Linked DNA regions of Homo sapiens: regions 1, 2 and 3 are each linked to region 4. A link is a contact called in ENCODE Hi-C or POLR2A ChIA-PET data. All regions are on one chromosome and are shown on one strand. The core of a region is the stretch at or near the end of the contact, and the rest is flanking DNA. Distances in the headings are between cores, read along the strand shown. Region 1 overlaps DHRS12 (dehydrogenase/reductase 12). Region 2 overlaps WDFY2 (WD repeat and FYVE domain containing 2). Region 3 overlaps WDFY2 (WD repeat and FYVE domain containing 2). Region 4 overlaps INTS6 (integrator complex subunit 6).

Region 1 (3,029 bases), core at 212-2,711, 380 kb after region 4:
TGGACGCTCCACCTCTGAGTGCTGGAGGCCACTTATAAACCCGAGAGAGCAGTGAATGTCCTGTGTGTGCATTCAAATCCCGTCAAGTGTATCTGTATGGAGGTGAGGGGGGCAGTAGGCAAGGGCTTGCTTTCTCCCCAGTGCAGGAACATGCTTGCTCCCCTTTTCAGCTCTCTACCCCTCCTAAACATGGTGGAATTAGATATAAGCCAAACAGATCCATATTATCATCATTTTTCATTTAAATATACTTTTTAAAGCCTGTGGCCCACACCACAGCAGGCTGGAATCCAGGCAAACCTCCTCCTGTCCGTGGCCTGAGATTAGTATTCTTGTTGCATCCTGCAGCAGCACCACCGAAAGTTATCAGCAGGCAGACAGCCAGCTTTCAATCTCGAGAACTGCAGCCCGCAGATCGCAGCGGCACTTGCAGACATTAGAGGAAGATTTAGAGACCCTCACACTTGCCGCCAGCACTAAGCCTCTGTAAGGCACCTGATGGCATGAGACTGGGGATTTCCATGAGAAAGGGAAAGGAACAGACACTTGGTGTGAAAATGTTATTTCAAAGTTGATGCAAAATATTCCATCCTAGAGAGGGGCATTCTTCTCTTTGACCAGGGTCCATGCCTGAGGGTGGGTACTGTCTGTCCCTCCCCAGCTTCCCTCCTACAGGCCCTCCAATTGTGGGGTCTCCTAGAGAAGAGGTAGGAATGGAATGAGGATGTTCTTTAGTGACAGTGAGCGAGCAGCCATGACTGAGGGTCCTTTTGGGGGTCAGGGTTTTCCATTCAGGGCAGCCTTATGGCTACACGATGGATCATGGGAATATGATCTATACAGCTGCACACGCCCTGCGACTGGAAAGGCCTCAAGCTTGGTTTAATGTCCTGCCTTTGTTGTGTAGAAATTCTAAATAACTTTTACACAAGGGTCTTGCATTTTCATTTTGCACCGAGCCCCACTAATTATGTAGCCAATCCTGGTTCCAGCTCTTTCAGAACAGAAAGACCACAAAATGTGAGGCAGCTCTGAAGGCTCGTGTCAGAAAGTAGCTCTCATCAAGACCCAAATGCTGCCGGTGTTTCTCTTTATTAGAGCACATCGGGTCAATGCATGGCTCCGTGGCACCCGGGTGACCCTTGCTGTGTGTTGCTGATGTGGGCTCCCTCTGAGGTGAGGAGACTGGAAGTATCACTGTCCAGTGTAATGGGCCTCTGCCTGCTGGCCTCTGCTGGTTTCACAGGCAGCTCAGGACCATGCGGTCAAGCCTCAGTGCCCCCACTTATCCCCTTGTCAAACCTAGCCATTCAAAAGCAGGGCCCAGCTCCCTGCTGGCCGAGGCTGCTTCCAAAGCAGAAGCACAAACACAGGCCCTCTTCAACCCAGGGAAAGCGGGTAGGAGTCCAGCCTCCTCACAGCTGACCATGGAGGCAAGGAAACCCAGCAGGAGGGGTGAGGAGCTGCTCACCTGGTTACCGCTCTCCCGGATGATCTCACCCCTGGCATCTTCTGCTGGGGCTTGATCTCGACAAACCAGGTGAACTGTGCCACCTGGTGGAATTCAATGAAACCATCTGTGAGTTACAGCGAGAGCTACAGAAACCAGCTCTTCCTAATGAAAAATGAAGACATATGGGCTCACAGTTGACACTCTTCTGTTAAGCCTAGATGGGTGGTTCCCAGAGTTAAGAGCAGCAAGGGCGATGGTGAGGGAGGTGCTGGAACCTTATTGCCTACCTGTGCTGACAGTGCGTCTGGAATAACATCCTGATTTTTTGAGGGCCTGAACACATCAAGGATAAGAAACATTGATCTGGGTCACATATGCCTCCCTAGCATCTAGCATAGTAGCTGACCCAGATGTGTTAAACCTGGCTGCACTTTAGACTCATGTAGGGAGCTTTTAAAGATCTAGGCGATAGGCCCAGGACTGGGTATGTTTTACAAGCTCCCCTGGTGATGTAATGTTCAGCCAAAGTAGACAGCCACTTGCCTAGCATGTAGTAGAGACTCAAGTATTGACTGAATGTTGAGTCCATCAGCAGCCCTCATATTATCCCAGCAAATGCCACACCATCATCAATCAAGGTCAATTTAAAGCAGAATGCCTTCGCCGTGGCAGCTAAGAACGAATCGTTATGGAGTCTGCTTTCTTTACTAAAAATCACCCACTTGATTAAATGGGGTGTTTCATGGGAGGCTACAGGCTAACCACAACACTAGCCCCTCTTCTCTCCTCCTCTCCGCACTTCAGAGTGCTTCCCAGCTGCTAAGATGCAATTAATCCTCTCCCTGACTTGGCAGATAATTAAATAAAGCTTCAAATGATATAATAGTCCCCTGAAAAATGCCTAACTTGGATTTAGAGAGAGGAAAAAAGAAAACATCTTCAGCATCTTAAAAAGTGATAAATTCACAACCTAGTTCCCCACCTTCTGCTGGAACATCCATTTTTCCTGAAGAGGCTCTGGAGAGATGCAGCAAACTTTTCTAGCCACTGCAGAGCCATTTGGTGACCCAGGATCGTTGAGCTCATGCAGGAAATTCTGGCATTTACCATGAGGAAGACTTCTGCTGACTGAAGACTTTACAGTGCACCTGAAGCACCTCTTTATAGTCAAGCTTAGGGGAGGGAAGCGGGAGGCTGCTCTAGCCCTGGAGGCTGGACCCCAGCAAGGAGGAAGTTTAGTTCAATGCACTCCTCTCTCCAGGTATTTTGGGGGCCTTGGTTCATAACTACCATCCACATCCAAATTGCAGTGGACTTTGAGGCTCCCCCTCCCCTTGTCTCTCACCCCAGGAGAGTCTCATTGAGAAGACATGAGTTAGAGACCAGGTGTTCATGTTTTTGTTTTTGTTTTTTTAATTAAATTCCACTGGGGATTCTGATGTCCAGGGTTTGCTTGAGCCCCTCGCTGTTCTTAATCAGAAAACACTGGGACACGTGGGCAGGACCCCAAGCTCGCCTGAGAATTAATTAAGTGTTGAGGAAAGGGCTCCTGTTGCTCTAGCCACCTGGAGCTCAA
Region 2 (2,823 bases), core at 194-2,693, 310 kb after region 4:
GACTGGGCCTGGGGTTCTGGGGGGGACCCAGAACTGTCCCACCTCAGAAGTCTTAAACTTCTGTGCGTCACTGCAGACTTCAGCCTCCTCATCCTCCAATTCCCTACACCTTTCTTCATTCCACTTACTGTTTCCCCTTGTGGCGCATTCTAGCCCGCGGTCCTTCCATTTTCCCAGCGTCTCTTCCCCTGCATCACCTTTCCTCCCAGTGGTGCATCGCTTCACCCACGGCTTCTCAGCGTTCTCAGTTCTGTGAATGTAAATGTTCTGCCTTCTTGGCAAGCCTGTCTGATTCAGACTAACTCTCCACCTTTTCTTCTTGTGCAGCCAGCTGCTGGGTCTACAGTAGTCACGCTGCCTTGAGGCTTAGACCATCATTACCATTGCACACTCACGATTTCCTGTGCAGACTCATGAAGTTGCCTAATAATCCCTCTCCCTGTCCTCAGTTCACTCCTTCTCCCAGGCCCCTAAACAGAGACCTTCACCATCCTTCCCAAGCCCCCATCGCCATCTCATTCCTTGCCTCTTCCTTCAAAAGCTATCAAATAGAAGCTTTAAAAAAAAAAAAAAAACCACATATTTCTTGCCCACTGTATATCCCCCTCACCCCAACAAACAAACTTTTTCTCTCCCCACTTCTCCTCTTCTCAGTGCAGGAGAGCTGCCTTCCTCCAGCCCATTCTTCTCTTCTCAGTGCAGGAGAGCAGTCTTCCTCCAGCCCATTCTTCTCTTCTCAGTGCAGGAGAGCTGCTTTCCTCTGGCCCCAGTCTATTTGCAGGGTCTCCACGCCAAAATGGATTGCCTTGATCTCTCTTTTGACTAACTCATTCTTCTCAATTTATTAATATGCTTATGTTTTTTGCCTCTGGTAGAAAAACAAAGCAACACCCTCTCAATCCCATGTCTTATAGCAAGTTCCTTCTTATTCTCTTAATAGCAATGCTTCTTTTTAAAAAATTGTGGTAAAATGTATAAAACATAAAGTTTACCATTTTAACCATTTTTAAATGTGCTGTTCAATGACATTAACTACATTCACACTGTTGTGCAGTCATCACCATCCATCACAGAACCTTTTCCATCTTGTGAAACTGAAACTCTGTTCCCTTGGACATTAACTCCCCATCCTCCCCCTCGGCCCCCCAGTCCCTGGAAACTGTTACTCTGCTTTCTGTTTCTATGAATTTGACTAGTCTAGGTGACTCATAGGAGTGGAATCATGCAGTATTTGTCCTTTTGTGACTGGCTTATTTCACTCAGCATAATGCCCTCAAGGTTCATCCAAGTTGTAGCAAACAATCGTGTTTCTTAAAAGAATATAATTTTCCCAGCTGCTTCATATTTTTCACTTCCAATTTGCCTTCCAGCTCCCTGCAATCTGGTTTGTCGTTATTACGCCACTGAAACTGCTGTCCCCGAGGTGACCAGTGGCCTGCTGGGACACGTTGTAAACCTTGTCGTACTTAACTTTTCAGCAGCATTTTACATTGTGGCCATTCCTTCTGGCTGTAACGGCCTTCCTTTGGCTTTTCTTCTATGACGCTGCTGGCTTTCTCAGGCTCCACTGTGGTCTGCGGTTTCCCAGGATCTTCCCTGGATCCCCTTCTCTTTACGCTCTGTGCTGTCCCTTGTCATCTCAGCCATTCCTCCCAGTCCCAGAGTAAAATTGTCATTGTCCTCAAATTCTTCACAACCCAGTGAGAGAGACAAAAGCTAAAGCACAGTTCTAGTGCATCGTGGCAAGGGCTGGTGGGGAGCAAGCACCTTGCGCTTCTGGGAACACAGAAGGGCAGCCCACTCCAAGGAAGTGGAGGCAGTTAGTGACGGCCTCCTCAGGAGTCTGCCTGACCTCAGCTCTTTGGGGATGTGTAAGTATTGAGTTCATGGAAAACAACTGAGAAGAGTATCTCAGGCAGAGAAAACCAGCGTGTTCAAGGCAAGGAGATGTGTGAGAGCATGGCTCTCTAGAGAACTGCCAGTCACTCTTTTTTGGCAGGAACACTGGGTATGAGGGAAGGAGAGGGGAGGTCAAGGTGGAGGGGCAGCCAGAAAGCAAGAGTCACTTCCCATCACTGAGACCATGCTGGGCATATCCAGTGGTCACTGAGAGACCATTAAAGAGTTTGAAGCAAAGAAGGTAACCTGATTGGATTTTAAAAGGTTGTCTGGCAGTAGAGAGTGGAATTGGAAAGCTAGTAGGGAACTGTCCCTTGAGATGGGACTGTGACAGTGGGAAAACAAGGAATGGATGGATTCAAGGTAGGATTCAGAGGTGCATTCCGCAGGCCTGGTGATGGACCTGATGGTTCCCAGGTTTGCTTTAGGCAGAGGTGGCTTTCAGCCTGACTTCTTGACTCTAAAGTAATCAGGCACTCACCCACTCACTGTATGGTGGCTGATAGGAGCTCTGTGAGTTTTGTATTGTTGCCTCCAGGTCAGAAAAGAGACAGTAGCACCTTCTAAGCACTCTTGTCAGCCACATATGGTTCAAAGGTCCCGTGTTTTGCAGGCTTGTTCTGATACGAAATATGACCTTGGCATTGTGTCTTATCTTTCTTAAAGAGTTTAAAGCATTTTCACTTTATTTTTATCAAGAAATATATTTGAGAAAAACAGGAAATGGCCTAGGAAGGTCACTAACTAACAGGAAGGCAAATGTAGCAGGTTAGATGGTTACCTTATTATTGTTCCTAAACAGTAGTATCTGCCCATCACTAATGTGGCTACAACACAACTCATTCCTGTAAAGCTAGAGTGAGGACCTTTAAGAGAGTCCATGGTGATTTAGACATATTGTTGAGCTCTTCCTAAGTAGTAGGC
Region 3 (3,130 bases), core at 560-3,059, 290 kb after region 4:
ACTCAGATGAAGGCATCAATTTATTATACTTTGCAGCTTTCCTTATGTTTTATAATATACTCTTAAAGAATACCTGGATATTTTGCTTTTGAATGAAGTCTAAGGACTCAAAACCTGGCTGGATCTCATAAACAATCAGCTTCTACATACAGGTCACTGTATACGCAGATGCATGGGTGAAACAACAGACACTTATGTGTCCCCACCAAGGGTATATATAATGCGCGATACAGAAACTGATTTTTTCAGTAAATTTGACATTCAGACTAATCTCATTACATTGAGAAGTGCTTTTGTGTGACCATTATTAATTACCTACTGTGCCAAGGTACTGTGCCCGGTGTCCTGGGGATACAGGGATGAGTAAGATGCAACCTTCAGATGCTTATAGTAAGTAAGGGGAAATAAATTACTAATCTTAGAAAAATAATCTTTAAAATATCTAATTTATTTCTTTAGCAGAAATGCTATCCATTTCCTTACTGGTTAGAGCCTTGCAAATTTTTAGCTGTGGCACCCTTGAAAGAAAAATATTTTGAATTAGGTTTATCTTCAGAATCGACCGGTATCAAGATGCTGAACTGATCTGGTTTTCTTCTTGTGCATACACAAAAAGTCAACACTTATAAGGTAAAATTATGATAACTGCATTGGATCATAATTTTGATTGTTACTTTTAAAAGGGTACAAAAATTCTGAGTTGATGGGCAAAATACTAATGTTGGATGTAATCGTCATGACAATTCGCTTTATTCAGTCTGGTTTTACCAAATATAGTCATTCACTTAAAGAATTTATTTTTGTTTAATAGTTTTCTTTTCTTTTACAGGAGTTTATATTGTCAGAAGATTATAACAAGATGACTCCTGTGAAAAACTATCAAGGTAGGGAGTGAGAGGAGTACCTTCATTACCCAGATTCTAAAATACTTCTTGGTGGTTTTCACTGCCACAAGAGAATACATACTTTACAATCATCAGGGAAACAAAACAGAGCAACCTTTTGAGTGAGTGTTATCCCTGTGTTTTGAATTAAGAAACTGAGGCCCAATGAGGTTGGGTGGCTTGCCTGGGGTTCTAATTAAGTGCAGAGCCAGATCAGGTCAGCTTGACTCCCAAACCCACAGCCTTTGTCTTCCTACTATACCATGCTGCTTTTCAACGTACAGCAGGTTTAGAAAGTGGGTCCAGTAAAAAGCTGCCTTAATAGGACTCATCTTGTATTTGGTTAAATGTTTTAAAAGTGCTCAGAGTGTGTTGTCCAAGGGGAAGAATTGTGGTTTTATCATGTCTTCAACATTGACAGGCCATCTGACAACAATTTTTGGAAGGGATTTCTTTATTCAGACTAACAATGTTGTGGAACCAGAAAGTTTGAGGTAGACCTTTTAACACTTAGAGGTCATTTCCTCCAATTCTCTTGACTCGCCTTTAATGAGAGGATGATCATCCAGCCTCTACTTTAGTACCTCCAGAGACACAGGAACCATTGTGATTTTGGAAAATTCTAAGCATTAAGTTCTTTATTTTAAAATTTGGAGCTAAAATTTATTTCTCTTTATTCTTTAATTTTCTCACATATCATTCATCAAATATTTATTGAGTGTCTATTGTGTTCTGGTAACAGAATTGTAATAGTGAACCAGACATGTATAGTGTCTGTGCATAAGCAGTTTATAATCATGGAGAGGATACGGATGGTAAGCAGGCCATTAAAACATTGTGTGATAAGTGATAAATGTTCCTCTATTGGTGTTTGCTTAGCCTGTTGGACCTACAGAAACTGAGTACAATCTCTCTTACACATGACAATCTTTCAGTTATTTTAAAACAGCAGTGAAAGTTTCTGCCCCTTCCCTTCTGTCTCCTGTTTCAATCTTGAGTGTTCTGCTCTCACTTCTCTTTTCCAGCCTATATATTTTACATCTGTAATTTTTATTTTAAGTTACCTGAGCCTTTATTCTTTAAAACAGTTTTTACATGTATCCTATAAATATATGCAATTATTATTTATCAAGTTTTAAAAATACATTACTTAAAAAAATTTTTTTAATTGGCTTGGTCACATATTTGGGATATCATATGGTACCTTTAAGACCATTTGAAAATATGATACCCTGTGGTAGGTAACCTTTAAGATGGTTCCTAATGATCATTGCCTCCTGGAATTTACCCTGTACCTCCAGTGTGGGCTAGACCTAGAATATGGCAAGTGATGGATATCACTTCTGAGATTAGGTTACAAAGATACCAAAACTTCCACCTTGTTTGCCCACTCTGTGCTTTTGTGTGCTTGCTCTGATGAAAGCCAGCTGCCATGTTGTGAGCTGCCCTGTGGAGAAGCCCACGTGCTGAGGAACTGAGGGAGGCCTTGTCAACAGCCAGTAAGGGACTGACACCCTAGTTTAATAGCCCACAAGGAACTGAATCCAGCCAGTACTATGTAAGAGAGTTCGGAAGCAGATTCTCCCCATCAAGGTTTCAGATGAGACTACAGTTCCATTCCACACCTTGATTCCATCCTGTGAGAGACTTTTTGACAGAGGCATGCAGCTAAACTGCACCAATACTTCAGACTCTGAGATAATTAACATTTACTGTTTTAAGGCACTAAGTTTTGGGGTAATCTGTTACACAGCAATAGGTAACTAATACATCCATGTAATCTGATAAGTACAAAATTATATTTCCCTTCTCTCTTTTCCTGAGCACTGTTCTTATATAGGGTGAATTTCTGGCAGCCATGTGGAGCAATCAACTCAAGCTCCTCCACAGTTCTCACTTGAATTGTTTGTTTTTTTCTTTGTTTTTTTTTTTAATTTTTAATTTTTATGGGTAGATAGTAGGTATATATATTTGTGGGGTATATGTGACATTTTGATAGAGGCATGAAATACACAATAATCACGTAAGGGTAGATGGGGTATCTGTCGCCTCAAGTATTTATCCTTCATGTCACCAACAATCCAATTATACTCTTTTAGTTATTTTAAAATGTATTGAGTTATTTTAAAGCTATATCTTCAGTACTTTTGAAGCTGTTTCTTGTTTTTATTTTTGTTTTTAGCCTAAATGCTGGACTTTACATCCTGTTATTCACAATCTCATTTTATTTAGCCCATCACCTCAGC
Region 4 (3,255 bases), core at 126-2,625:
AAATCGACTGACTATAAATGTATGTGTTTTGCTGCTAGACTCTCAATTCTATCTCACTGACCTATATGACTGTCCTTATGCAGTACAATACTGTTGCTTGTTTTTTTCTTTTAATCCCACACTAGAGTGTAAAGAGCAATGGACCTGAAAAAATAAAACAAACAGTCAAGTCCTAGCTCTGCCTCTTAGGTAGAAATCAGCCTTACTAAGACATTTTCCTCACCGTCACAGAATTGAGAATTACAGGAGATGTGAAATTACCTTGTAAACAATAAAAGTTAAACACTTAAGTTTACACATTTTTTAAAATAATTAAGCTCAACCTCATACATTATTTTAGTAGCCAGGAATAAAAGAAAGTAATACAGTAACAGTCCTTCACAATCTGTTTCTAAGAACAGTGCCTAGGCACATGGTAAGCCCTAAATACATATTTATTGAATGAAATTAACCATTTTCCAATTGTTTTGCATTCTCTTTATTCATTTCCTATAACTGTTAAGATTATGAGGAAACAATTTATAAATTTAAAAGCATCCTATATCAGCTTTTTCTTTAGTATATTTCCTTGAAAAAAAAAAATCAAGTAAATTTCCCTTAGGCTATTTCTAACTTTAATACTATTATCCAATATAAGCAATGAAGAAGGTTCTCCTCATATCATATTTATTAAGGAAAGGAAAATTAAGAAATTCTAGGCAACAAAGCAAGATCCTGTCTCAAAAAAAATTATTAAAGTCAAAGTGAATCCCATAAAACTTAATGCCAACCCAATTATTTATTGTTAGTTCCTATTGTTACACTCCACAGTTAAAAATGTGTATCCTTAGGAATATCCAATGTACATCCAAAAGGAATTTTTGATTAAAAAATCAAAACTTTTTTTTAGCTTCTAGTAGTTTAAGGTCAATATTTGTTCAGAGGAAAGAGCAATCACTTGACAACCTGCAATACTGAAATACTTTCTTCAACAAAGTTTTACCCCAACAAATTGCAAAGGTAAAGTCTTTCTAATTTTTTAACAACTTTATTGAGAAATTCATCCATTTTATGTGTTCAACGAGTTTTAGTAAATTTACAGAGTTGTACAACCATCACCACCATGCAGTTTTAGAACATTTCCAACATCTTAAAAAGATCCCTGTGCCCATTTGCAGTCAGTCTCCCAAACACTTCCAGGCAAGCACTAATCAACTTTATGGACATTCCATATAAATGGAATAATGCTATATGAGGTCCTTTGCATCTAGGGTAATGTTTTTCAAGTTCATCCATGTTGTAGCATGTCACAATTCATTCCTTTTTATTGCTAAATAGCACTCCAAGTTTCTTAATTTTATGTCTGGTATAGTTCAACCTACAATCATGTCCTCTTTTATGAGGAAGTGAAAACAGATGAGGTGCCAAAAAAACCTGCTCTTTGTATAGTCCACGCTACTTCTTTCTAAAATGCAAATCTAATAACTTTCTCCTCTACTAAAATCTCTTCAATCCATAAGGTTCCCATCTGTAAGGTTCAATCTATAAGGTTTTCATCAATCTGTAAGACAAAGTCGAAACTCCTTGGCAGAGAATATAGGACGTGCCATGCCAATCTATCTAGTCTCATTTCCTGCTGCTGTTTTTCTTGAACACTTTGCCAGCTATCAATACTGAGGTACATACAGTTCTCCCAAACTCTCTTCAGTGACCTTTATGTCTTTGCATACATCTACTTCACAAACTTGAATTAACCTTTCAAAATCCAACTCAAGACATTTCCTAGAGCCAGCTCCGGCCTCACTTTCTCAACTGTACCATCTTATTAGCTTGTGCTTTAATAATTTTACATCTTACACTATGCCATAACTGTACCTCTCATATCAAACTCATGAGCCAGTACCTAACCCTGCATCTGAACTTCACTACTGTTCAATAAGCATCTGTTCACTTTAACTGAATACTCTCTACTAGTGGTGTTCTACCCACTTCATAAAGGAAAAATCAATTCCATAAAGTCCACTCTCTAAAACTAATGTGAAAAGGATCTAACAGAAGTAGTACAATACAACTCCAAGGTCTAGAACAGTAGTCTACAAAACAGGGTATACACCAGCGATCAGCAAACTATAGCCCACCAACCAAATCCAGCCCAGAGCCTATTTTTTGTAAATAAAATTTTATTGAACACGGCCACTCTCACTCATTTAACATACTGTCTATGGCTGCTTTTGCCCTCCAACAGTGGAATAGTTCCAGTACACACTATACAGGCTGAAAAACCTAAAATGTTCACTATCTGGCCCTTCAAAGAAAATGTTTGCTGACCCCTAGTATAAATCATGATCCATGTTATTCAAGAAGCAAAGATCAGAATTTCCTTTGTATAAATTTTTTCCTCTCATCTTTTTAAAGTTCTATTTTAATATATGTTTTTAACATAATAATATTAATGCAGTAGTCACATATATAATTTCTAAATTTAAAAATGTGCATACACTGGGAATGGTACATACTTAATTTTTTTTTTTTTTTACTAATATAGGTGGTTCATTTAAAAAAAAAAAGTTAAGTCTTAGGACAAGCTTTAGCATTTAAATTTAGTAATCAACGTTATTAGCAATCAATGTTATTACATGAATAACTGAGTTCTGTGAGTGCTTCAAATCACAGAGAAAGAGGCCCAGAATTAAACTTTTTCCAAAATACTCAAAACATCTCTGGAGAATCTTTTTCTGGTGCTAAAAATGTCATTGAAATGATGCAGGTAGTACTAATATTCTTCAACAGAATGCAATAAAATACGAGCTACATAAATCCAAACTTGGTTCAAAGGTAGCTATGTTTTTTTAAAAAAGGTTATTATAACAGACAAAGCAAATGCAAACTTATCCTTCCAAACCCTGATAATTGGTAATACCAAATAACTGGTATCTAATAAATATACAAATCAAGAGAATACCTTGCTAGCTAAATTAAAAAAAAAAAAAAAAAACTATCCATACTTAACAACCAAGTGCAATTTTGTAACCAAAGTGTTCCTTAGCTATGATAGCAAGGCTATTTCGGTCTAAGACAACAGATACTAACCTAAAGCTGTGAAGAGCCCCAGGAAATACCGAGTTCCTCACTTACAGATCTTAAGCTTAGCAAGGTGGTTCTACTAACTCAAAAGCTGGGGTCTGATAATCATCATCAACCAATTTATAAGCTCAAAGTTAATTACCAATTGAACCTGGATTTATCAGTTTAGGGTTGTCATTCTATGTTGAATCA

The links. Hi-C counts contacts between places; a loop is a spot of excess contacts on that map. ChIA-PET counts read pairs that join two places held with the same protein, here RNA polymerase II (POLR2A). Pooled maps may share reads with other maps.
Region 1: a pooled map shows a loop between it and region 4 (2.4-fold over the local background). The contact joins two enhancer-like sites. A Hi-C loop is called at or near these places in 3 of 50 pooled maps. POLR2A ChIA-PET finds 5 or more read pairs at or near these places in 10 of 52 experiments (A673, CD4-positive, alpha-beta memory T cell, H1 and 7 more).
Region 2: a loop to region 4 is called in a map of CD8-positive, alpha-beta T cell, with 1.9 times the contacts of the local background. The contact joins two enhancer-like sites. A Hi-C loop is called at or near these places in 13 of 168 maps with a recorded cell type or tissue (CD8-positive, alpha-beta T cell, Caco-2, Calu3 and 7 more), 1 of 37 single-sample maps with no recorded cell type and 7 of 50 pooled maps. POLR2A ChIA-PET finds 5 or more read pairs at or near these places in 2 of 52 experiments (OCI-LY7 and PC-3).
Region 3: a loop to region 4 is called in a pooled map, with 5 times the contacts of the local background. The contact joins two enhancer-like sites. A Hi-C loop is called at or near these places in 1 of 37 single-sample maps with no recorded cell type and 3 of 50 pooled maps. POLR2A ChIA-PET finds 5 or more read pairs at or near these places in 3 of 52 experiments (OCI-LY7, Panc1 and activated naive CD4-positive, alpha-beta T cell).

The regions. Positions count from the first base shown.
Region 1 is chr13:51,796,355-51,799,383 of GRCh38, forward strand. All of the region lies in intron 2 of DHRS12 (dehydrogenase/reductase 12), which reads right to left. Among named protein-coding and RNA genes, the nearest start is that of DHRS12, 6.3 kb to the right of the region's middle. RefSeq lists enhancers at 699-1,227, 1,298-1,377. Within about 2 kb of position 1,462, at least 4 of the 41 ENCODE cell types and tissues checked have a DNase peak (open chromatin) inside an H3K27ac peak, as active enhancers do.
Region 2 is chr13:51,728,853-51,731,675 of GRCh38, forward strand. All of the region lies in intron 6 of WDFY2 (WD repeat and FYVE domain containing 2), which reads left to right. All of the region lies in intron 1 of LOC124903177 (a long non-coding RNA gene), which reads right to left. Among named protein-coding and RNA genes, the nearest start is that of DHRS12, 74 kb to the right of the region's middle. Within about 2 kb of position 1,444, at least 15 of the 41 ENCODE cell types and tissues checked have a DNase peak (open chromatin) inside an H3K27ac peak, as active enhancers do.
Region 3 is chr13:51,702,767-51,705,896 of GRCh38, forward strand. WDFY2 (WD repeat and FYVE domain containing 2) reads left to right here. Exons shown (of 12, transcript NM_052950.4): 4 at 830-884. Among named protein-coding and RNA genes, the nearest start is that of DHRS12, 100 kb to the right of the region's middle. Within about 2 kb of position 1,810, at least 2 of the 41 ENCODE cell types and tissues checked have a DNase peak (open chromatin) inside an H3K27ac peak, as active enhancers do; they include OCI-LY7, where a contact is called at or near this core.
Region 4 is chr13:51,417,801-51,421,055 of GRCh38, forward strand. All of the region lies in intron 4 of INTS6 (integrator complex subunit 6), which reads right to left. Among named protein-coding and RNA genes, the nearest start is that of INTS6, 34 kb to the right of the region's middle. Within about 2 kb of position 1,376, at least 3 of the 41 ENCODE cell types and tissues checked have a DNase peak (open chromatin) inside an H3K27ac peak, as active enhancers do; they include OCI-LY7, where a contact is called at or near this core.